Linked DNA regions of Homo sapiens: region 1 is linked to region 2. A link is an interaction called in ENCODE POLR2A ChIA-PET data of the cell type or tissue named here. Cell type or tissue: IMR-90. All regions are shown on one strand.

Region 1 (5,000 bases), 390 kb after region 2:
AGTTGTGTCCCAAGGACTCCTGATGACCTTGCTGAAACTTTTAGAAAACTGCCCTACAGGCCGGGCGCGGTGGCTCACGCCTGTAATCCCAGCACTTTGGGAGGCCAAGGCGGGTGGATCATGAGGTCAGGAGATCGAGACCATCCTGGCTAACACGGCGAAACCCCGTCTCTACTAAAAATGCAAAAAATTAGCCAGGCATGGTGGCGGGCACCTGTAGTCCCAGCTACTTGGGAGGCTGAGCCAGGAGAATGGCGCGAACCTGGGAGGCGGAGCTTGCAGTGAGCAGAGAGTGCCACTGCACTCCAGCCTGGGCGACAGAGAGAGACTCCGCCTCAAAAAAAAAAAAAAAGAAAAAGAAAAAAAAGAAGAAAACTGCCCTACAGTGAAACCCTCTTCCTCCCAGCCCTCTGCCTTCCTGCTCTCCTCTGCAGGGGCCAGCCCCACACTCTGCCGGCCAATCTCCCATCTCTGCCCACCCTTCCTCTTTCCCTCCTGGGCCTTTTCCTTCTCCACCTCTTGGTCCCTGTTTCTCAGAGGACCGGGACTAACAAAGACATCCATATATCAGGTTCAACAGCTACCAAGATTTTGCAACGTTTGCTTCGTCACTTCCTTTTTCCTTCCTGTTTTGTCCTCAGATACTTTAAAGCAAATCCCATACCTCACGTCATTTCATTCCCTACATATTTCAGAGCCCACTTCTTAAAACCAGGAGTATTTTCTTATATAAACCACAATGTCATGACCATACCTAACACATGTATTGGTAAATAGTTTCTTGGTATTTTCCAGGCCTCACCTACATTCTCTAAATTATCTCAAAAATGTCTTTTCATAGTACTTGATTTGACTCAGTTTTGAACTCTGCATTTGGCCAATCTTTTTTATCCCAATCTGCCCCACTTATAAGTGACATGATGTTAGGCAAGTCACTTGACTTTTTTCCATTTCCCCCACCTTAAAACGGGGAAACCAATAGGATCTGCCTTACTGGGTTTTCCAAGAATTAAATGAGGTCATTCCTTCCTTCATTCATTCAACAAATGTTTTGTAAGCAGCTGCCCAAAATGCCTGGAACTGTTCTAGGTCCTGCAAAAATATCAGAACACAAGACCAAGTACCTGGCTTCATGGAGCTTATATTTTTTATTATTATTATTATTATTTTGAGACAGTTGCTCTGTTACCCATACTGGAGTGGAGTGGTATGATCTCGGCTCACTGCAACCTCCACCCCCCAGGTTCAAGCAATCCTCCTGCCTCAGCCTCCTGAGTAGCTGGGATTACAGGTACCTGCCACCATGTCCAGTGGATTTTTGTATTTTTTAGTAGAGACGGACGGTGTTTTGCCATGTTAGCCAGGCTAGTCTTGAACTCCTGGGCTTAAGTGATCCACCTGCCTTAGCCTCCCAAAGTACTGGGATTACAGGCATGAGCCACTGCGCCAGGCCTGATTCTAGTGGAAGAAAAAGACAATAAACACACAAAATTAATATGCCATAGAATGTCAGCTAGTTTCCCCAAATGTCAGCTACAAGTTTCCCCAAATTCTAATTTTTGTTTGAAAGAAAGTTTGTGAGTGCTGTGGGAAATTAACCTGGATAGCAGGAGGGCACAGGGTGGGGCACCCATTATGGGCAAAGGAGTGAGGAGGGTCCTTTAGGAAGAGACGACCATTAACAGAAACCTGAGTGAATGAAGGGTTGAGCCTCCCTGGGGAAAGTTCCAGGCAGACAGAGGGCACATTTAAAGTGGGCACTTGCTGGCACGGGAGAGCTGGAGTTCTCAAACTTCTTGGTCGCTGATCTCTTCACATTCTTAAAAATTATTGTTGGCTGACCTCCTGTTGGCAAAGCTAAAGAATTAAATGAGAAAAAAAAAAAAAAAAAAAGAGCCAGTGCGGTGGCTCACGCCTGTAATTCCAGCACTTTGGGAGGCCGAGGTGGGAGGATCACGAGGTCAGGAGTTCGAGACCAGCCTGACCAACATGGTGAAACCCTATCTCTACTAAAAATACAAAAACTAGCCGGGCGTGGTGGCTCACGCACCTGTAATCCCAGCTATTCAGGAGGCCGAGGCAGGAGAATCGCTTGAACACAGGAGACAGAGGTTGTATCTGTTGTGGTTTACCATATTAGAAGTAAAAACTAAAACATTACAAAATAATAACAATTTATTTAAAATATAATACTTTCATTAAATGTTAACATAAATAACATCATTTTAGTGAAAAACAACTATACTCCAAAACAAAACATTTTGGTGAGAGGAGTGGCATTATTTTGTATTTTTACAAATTTTTAAAAAGTCTGGGCCAGGAGCAGTGGCTCACACCTGTAATCCCAGCACTGTGGGAGACTGAGGAGAAAGGATTGCTTGAGCTCAGGAGTTTGAGACCAGCCTCGGATTACAAGCATTAGCCATTGTGTCTGGCCCCACTGTCCTATCTTGTACTTTGAATGGATCTTTTACTCATGTGCAATTTTATAACATCAGTCATTTGGAAAACATTGATTCGCTGAGTTATGCAGATCTTCCAAATGTTGACGCATTCTATTCTATTTTTTTTTTTTAATTACAGACATAAAGATGGCAACAATAGACACTAGCGACTACTAGAGGGGGAAGGGAGGGAGGGGGGCAAGCGTTGAACAACTAACAGTGGGTACTATGCTCAGTACCTGGGGGGCGAGATCATTCCTACCCCAAATCTCAGCATCATGCAGTATACCCAGGTAACAAACCTGCACATGTACCTCCTGAATCTAAAAGTTGAAAAAAAGTTACATTTATTACTATCACCACCAATCTTATCAGAAAAGTCTTTAAGAATTGGGTAGCTGTCCATCTCACAATGGTGGATACAAGTGTCTCCAAATTCTAATTTTTGTTTGAAAGAAAGCTTGAATTTTATAATTGGCAATAAATGCTGTCAAATGCACTGAGCCCTTCCTGTGCAAACCTCACTTTCCCTTCTAAGAACTCTGGGAGTAATAATGACAATTTTCACCATTTATTAAGCCCTTGCTGTATGCCGGACATTTTGCTAAGCAATTTGCCTCTGTTATCTTATTCTCCTTTTCACGATATCCCTGGGAGGTATTATTTCTCCCATTTTGCAGATGAGGAAACTGAGGTCCAGAGACACTAGTTACTTGCTTAAGGCCACACAGTTAGTGGCACTCCTATATACTTTCAGAGTTCCAGAAAAGAACTCTTGGGAAACACCTACTCATCAAGATCTAGCTCAAATGTTACCTCCTTGGGGAAGCCTTATGCCCAAACTGGACAATGAGAAAACTCACTTACCATTTGTTGAATGGTAGTTTAAAAGCACCAGGCACCGGGCATGGTGGCTCATGCCTGTAATCTCAGCATTTTGGGATGCCGAGGCGGGTGGATCACCTGAGGTCAGGAGTTTGAGACCAGCCTGGCCAACAGAGTGAAACGCTGTCTCTACTAAAAATACAAAAATTAGCTGGGCATGGTGGTGCATGCCTGCAATCTCGGCTACTTGGGAGGCTGAGGCAGAAGAATCGTTTGAACCCTGGAGGCGGAGGTTGCAGCGAGCTGAGATCATGCCACTGTACTCCAGCCTGGGCGACAAAGTGAAATTCCGTCTCAAAAAAATAAAAAAATAAAAGCACCAGGCAGCACACTCCATGTGCTAGCTCCATTACTTCATCTCCTCCTAGCAACAGGCTTATAGAACAGGTAGTGTTGCTTCCCCTGTCATAGTTTCCTATTGTTGCTGGAACAAAATTTACCGGCTTAAATCAACACAAGTTTTTTGTTTTAAAGTTCTGTAGCTCAGAAGACTCACGGGGCTAAATCAAGCTGTAAGCAAGGCTATGTTCCTTCTGGCAGCACTAGCAGAAAATGTTTGCCCTTTTCCAGCTCCTAGAGGCCACCCACATTCCTTGGCTCGTGGCACCAGCAGCGCAGCATCTTCAAATCTCTCCCTCTCTCTTTCTGCTTCTATTTTCACATCTCCTTGTGACCTGACTCTCTTGCCCCTCCTTCTTTCCCTCATAAGGACCCTTGTGATTACTTGGGACCCACCAGTCATGTCATAATTAGGTTATTTCCCAGGATAATCCATCTCAAAGCCTTTAACATTACCACATTTGCAATGTTCCTTTTACCATGTAAAGTAATATATCCACAGGTTCTGAGGTTGGGGCATGGACATCTTTGAGGGGAGGGGCATTATTCTGCCCATCACACCACCTTCTACAAAAGATTCACAGAAAATGTAGGTAACTTGCCCAGGTTCACACAGCTAGTGAGTGGGGGATTCCAGATTTGAACTTGGGCCTGTCTTGACTCCAGGCCTAGGCCACTGTCCCCAGACTCATGGGAGATACCAGGTGTATTAGTCGGTTGTCATGCTGCTAATAAAGACATACATACCCAAGCTAGGTAATTTATAAAGCAAAGAGGTTTAATTGACTCACAGTTCCACATGGCAAGGGAGGCCTCACAATCATGGCGGAAGGCAAATGAGGAGCAAAGTCACGCTTAACATGGCGGCAGGCAAGAGAGCTTGTGCAGGGGAACTCTCATTTGTAAAACCATTAGAGGCTGGGCGTGGTGGCTCACGCCTGTATTCCCAGCACTTTGGGAGGCTGACGTGGGCAGATCACTTGAGGTCAGGAGTTCAAGACCAGCCTGGCCATCATGGTGAAACCCCATCTCTACTAAAAATACGAAAATTAGCCGGGCGTGGTGTCACATGCCTGTAGTCCCAGCTACTCCAGAAGCTGAGGCAGGAGAATCACTTGAACCCAGAAGGCGGAGGTTACGGTGAGCTGAGATCCTGCCACTGCACTCCAGCCTGGGCGACAGAGCAAGACTGTCTCAAAAACAAAAACAAAAACAAAAACAAAAAAACAACCAAACAAACCAAAAAAACCACACACACACACACACACACACACACACACACAAACATTAGATCTTGTGAGACTTACTCACTACCATGAGAACAGTATGGGG
Region 2 (5,000 bases):
GCTGGTGGTTCAGTCCTGACCAAGCGCAGGGCTGCCTGTAGCCTGCTCTAGTCTCTCAAAGCCTCGTCCCCCGGCAGAGTGAGTTTTGTGTAGCGGACTGGTCTCTTAGAGTGGGGCCGGTTAATGTCCTGAGTGCTGTTTATGCTTCTTGGTCTAAGCATGCAGAGACAGTGCCAGAGATGAGCACGCTTGCCTTCCATTCCCGTGGGAGGCCCTTAGGAGAAGCTTCTAATGAGAAGTGCCGGGTCTCCCGCCTTCTATCTCTAAGACCTTCAGGAGTTTCCTTCTCCTATCTGAGCCTCGGTTTCCTCATCTGCAGCACGGGACACAGTAGTGCCTGCTTTGCAGGGCTCAGTAAAAAGACCATAGAGCCCACAGTTCCCTGACTGGCACAGAACTGCATTCCCTACATGTGCACTACGGACAGATTTAAAAACCCATTCCAGGCCGGGCACAGTGGCTCACAGTGGCTCATGCCTGTAATCCCAGCACTTTGGGAGGCCAAGGCAGGCAGATCTCCTGAGGTCGGGAGTTCAAAACCAGCCTGACCAACATGGAGAAACCCCGTCTGTACTAAAAATACAAAAAAAATTAGCCGGGCATGGTGGCGCATGCCTGTAATCCCAGCTACTCGGGAGGCTGAGGTAGGAGAATTGCTTGAACCCTGGGAGGCGGAGGTTGCGGTGAGCCGAGATCGTGCCATTGGATTCCAGCCTGGGCAAGAAGAGCGCAACTCCATCTCAAAAAACAAAAAACAAAAAGCAAAAAAAAAAAACCAAAAACCCCATTCCAGAACCAAATATTTATGAGAATGAATAAAACAGAAGCAGAACGTTTGTAAATAGTCCAATAACCTTTCCATGGAGCTCAGTCGGTTCTGTGGACTTGGTGTTTTTGGTTTTTCTTTCCTGGCATTAGATGAAACTCCTGAGAACAATGATTTACTGAGCGCTTACACTGTGTCAGGGCAAGAGTTTGCCACGTATTCGCTCTTGGGAGCCTCTCGACAAATCCACCGGGTGGGGCCCATGGCAGCCACCATGCGGGCCTCGGTGCTATGCAGCCCCTGGCCTGGGCAGGCTGGCCCCTACTGTCAGTGTGACTGTGGGTCTGTTTTCCCCTCTAAGCACCCCTCCAGGGCAGCTGGAAATGGTGGTTCAGTTTGCACCCTGCCCAGAGATGCCTGTCCTGCTGAGGGGGGCTGGGAGGGGCTAGAGCAGCCAGGAGCTGGTGCCACTTTCTCTTTCAAATGCATCCTGCCAGACGGGGGGAGGGAGGGGAGCATTGCATTGTCTATCTGGAGGCACCCCCTGTGCTAATAGCAGTAGGGGACTGTAGGAGCCAGCAGTGGCCCACAACTTGCATTCCTCAGTTCCCCATCTCCTTTCCCCCATTATTTCTGTGAGCTCTTGAGAGCCTTCCAAACATCCTTTTATTTTTTGCTGAGATAGCAAGAGTGGGAGAAGCAGATGGCCTGGAGCTGTGCTTTCACCATTCCATGAGTTCTGACCTTCACCTTCATCTTTGTACCGTAAGCATCTGTGTCTGCTGGCCTGAAGGCTTTCTCTGGCTGCAGGAGCCTGCTCAGCCCACACACAGTCAGGCCAAGGTGCCGGGGAGGTAACACCTGTAGGAGCAAATGGAGCTGGAGCCCGATGGCCCAGCTGGCTTCTCAACTTTGGTGGGACACGAGTGAGGAGTGTTCCACACGGTTTCTCCAAGGTCCACTGGGTTTGAGCTCTAGTGCCCAGGCAGCCACCTGCTCATTAACACTCCCTGAAGGGCGCCTTCCCTTTCCTGCCCAGCTTCCCACTCCCCAGCTGGGGCTTCCTGGGATCCCCTCCCAAATGTACTCCCTGCACTCGAATCCTGTCGGATCCATGCTGTGGGTTGAACTGTGTCCCCCCAAAGATATATCCAACCCCTAACTTCTGATCCTTGTGAATGTGACCTTTTTTGGAAACAGGTTCATTACAGGTGTAATTAGTCAAAATAAGATGAAGTCATGCTGGAGGTGGGTGGTTCCTTAATATGAACCCCGTTCCTTATAAGAAAAGGAGAAGGGGCCAGGCATGGTGGCCCACGCCTGTAATTCCAGCACTTTGGGAGGCCGAGGTGGGCGGATCACCCGAGGTCAGGAGTTCGAGACCAGCCTGGCCAACATGCTGAAACCCTGTCTCTACTAAAAATACAAACATTAGTTGGGCATGGTGGTGCATGCCTGTAATCACAGCTACTCAGGAGGCTGAGGCAGTAGAATCACTTGAACCTGGGAGGCGAGGTGGACGTTGCAGTGAGCCAAGATCATGCCATTGCACTCCAGCCTGGGCGACAGAGTGAGACTTCATCTCAAAAAAAAAAAGGAAAAGGAGAAGAGACATAGAATCAGAGACACATGGAGAGAAGGCCATGCAAAGACAGAGGGTTGCAGAGGTCAGAGTGATGTATCTACAAGAGACACATGAGGGACCAGAGAACATGAGGGACTGCCAGCCACCACTGGAAGCTGGGAGAGACATTGAAAGGTTTTCTCCTTAGAGCCTCCACAAAGGAACCAACCCTGCCAGACACCTGGATCTCAGCCTTCTGGCTTCCAGAACTGTGAAAGAATCCACTTGTGTTGTTTTAAGCCCCCAGCGTGTGGCATTTTGTTGCAGCACCCTCGGACACGAATACAGTCTGCTCTGGGCATCAAGGGAGTCAGCTTCTGTTGGTTGCAACCGGCAACGAGACATTTCACAGATAAGGAAACTGAGGCCATTGCAGAGAATGACTTATCTGTGCTGTTTTGGCTGGGGACAAGTGGGGCTATCACTATATCCCCAGAGTCTGGGAGCTTTGTCTGCTCCTTGAACCAGGTGAGCTCACACCCTGCGGGACTTCATCATCAAGACTATGAAGATGCCTACGTCTTGGGGGTCAGCGGGTGCTCAGTAGGCTCCGGAAACCCCCAGCAGCACCCAGGAGGGGGTCTTCAAGGCTCATGGTTGAGAACCCCAGAAAAGCCCCGGAGCTGCCTGGGTGCTGGAGAGAGGGGATATGTCGTACTGATGTGAAGCAAACTTACTGTAGGCTTGGCCACACCCTGGTGTCTAGCCCAGAACCTGGCATGGAGGGGGGACTGGAAGGAATGAAAAGTCCATGAATAGCTGACTTTTGAGGGGGACCTTAGGCAAATCACTTTCTCCTCGCTGGGACTGAGATTCCTCATCTGAGGTCCCAGCCCTGAAATTCCAGGTGGAAATCAACGAGTAAAGAAGCATCCCAGGTCCCTGTGTGGTTATCACTCGGGAGAGGGAGACAGGAAAGCAGGACACCTCTGTGCCAGCACTCACCGCAGCCACAGGGCAGAGGCAGATGGATGCCCATGGGGTGAGCACATCGCACCTGTCCACTCAGGGGACTAGAACTCAGCCATAGAAAGGTACGGAGCCTGGACACACGCCATTGCACAGATGAACCTCGAAGACATGATGCTGAGTGCACAAAGGCCACGGGTGTGTGACACTGTTTGGATGCAACGTCCAGAAGAGGCAAATCCAGCGGGACGGGAAGGAGATTCTTGGTTGCCAGGGGCTGGGGGAGGGAGGAATAGGGGGCAGCTGTCTGATGAGAACAGAGGTTCTGCCTGGGGTGATGGAAAAGCCGCAGAAATAGATCATGGAGGTGGTTGCACACATCGTAAGTCTAATTAATGCCGCCAACTCGCACACTTAAGATGGCTGAAATGGAAAATTGCATGTTATATATATTTTACCACAATAATTTTTCTAAAAAGCAGCGAGAACCTGAGGCACCTCTCGGGAATTCTGCGATGGCACATAGAGTCCTTGTGAGTCCTCTGTGTCCCCAGCACCGAGAGGCAGCCTCTCAGCAAGTGTCCGCTCACGGTGCCCACTCCGGCTCGTGGGTCATCGTAGCTTCACGCCCATCTCCTCCGAGGCCTCTCCCTGAATGCCCCATTATGATTTCCCTTAAATGTTTACATAAGAGCCCAGCTCTTCCTTCTTAGCATTTAGCTCTGTTGTTGTTATTGGCATGATTTGTTTAGGTTTCTCTCTAACTGCTTTTGCAGATGACCACAAAAAGCAATTCGTTCGCCTTATCTGTGTGCTGTTGTGTGTGGTGTCTCTGACTTGTCCTGAAACAGCCACGTGAAGTCAGGGCCAACGTCTTCTGGTTCAACTCGGAACTCCCCATTTCCAGCCCAGCGCCCGAAACCCAGTGGGCCTGGGAATTATGAATTTACTGTTGAATGAATGAATCAATTATGTTAAAACCTTCCGGAACAGAATAGAAGGGATGGAAAGTTCTAGAGGACTCTCGGGTGCACTGACTGACAATGACATTGTTGGGAAGACTTGGTCGACTTTGCCGTCTCGTGAATTTCTTTCTTTCTTTTTTTTTTTTTTTTGGCCTCCCTCTGAGGAAGTCCCATTAACCTTGTGCCAAATTCTGTCCCCAGAGCCCAGTGTTAAGGGCCCCGGGCACCAGGAAATGGCATTCATCTACGCACGCTGAACTCTAAGCCCACTGTTCCGGGGAGCGACATATTTTTAGATGTTTGACGTCCAAATTCCAGAGGAAGAGCAAGTAATGCTTAGAGGAAAACTGGCTTTCTTCCTCCACCACGCAAACCAGTGCTGGGGTGCATTTTTATTGGTCTGGCCGCTAAGCTGCTGGAACTTTCCAAAGAAGGGTAAAAGCTCCTGCATGTGGAAGGAAGGGGGTGGTGAGCACTGAGGGAGGCATGTGGGTAGCTTTGGTGGCAGCTCTGGAGATTGGATTCTTTTTCCCTAAATGGAAGTGGTTTATAAATTCTTCTACTGATTATTAAAAGAATGATGTTTACTGTAAAAAAAAAAAAAAGTCAGGCAACACAGAAAGTTATAAATTAGTAGAAATGATCTGAATTCTTCCTCCAAGATGTAAACTCTGGTGACATTCTGGGGTGTCTGTCTAGATTGTTTCATGAAGCAGTTACACACAGCACACGTGTT

What was found. Peaks named below come from ENCODE experiments on the same cell type or tissue, not always from the same donor. Only the 100,000 strongest peaks of a DNase experiment are listed, where the experiment ranks them.
Region 1: POLR2A ChIA-PET joins it to region 2 with 6 read pairs; 2 of 35 experiments call an interaction of 5 or more read pairs at or near these places.

What each region holds. Positions count from the first base shown.
Region 1 is chr16:84,692,040-84,697,039 of GRCh38, forward strand. No RefSeq gene overlaps it. Among named protein-coding and RNA genes, the nearest start is that of USP10, 5.5 kb to the right of the region's middle. In IMR-90, no CTCF peak of the experiment used is centred here; no DNase peak of the experiment used is centred here.
Region 2 is chr16:84,298,624-84,303,623 of GRCh38, forward strand. All of the region lies in intron 1 of WFDC1 (WAP four-disulfide core domain 1), which reads left to right. Among named protein-coding and RNA genes, the nearest start is that of WFDC1, 6.2 kb to the left of the region's middle. In IMR-90, no CTCF peak of the experiment used is centred here; a DNase peak (open chromatin) is centred at 4,618; H3K27ac peaks cover 3,942 bases.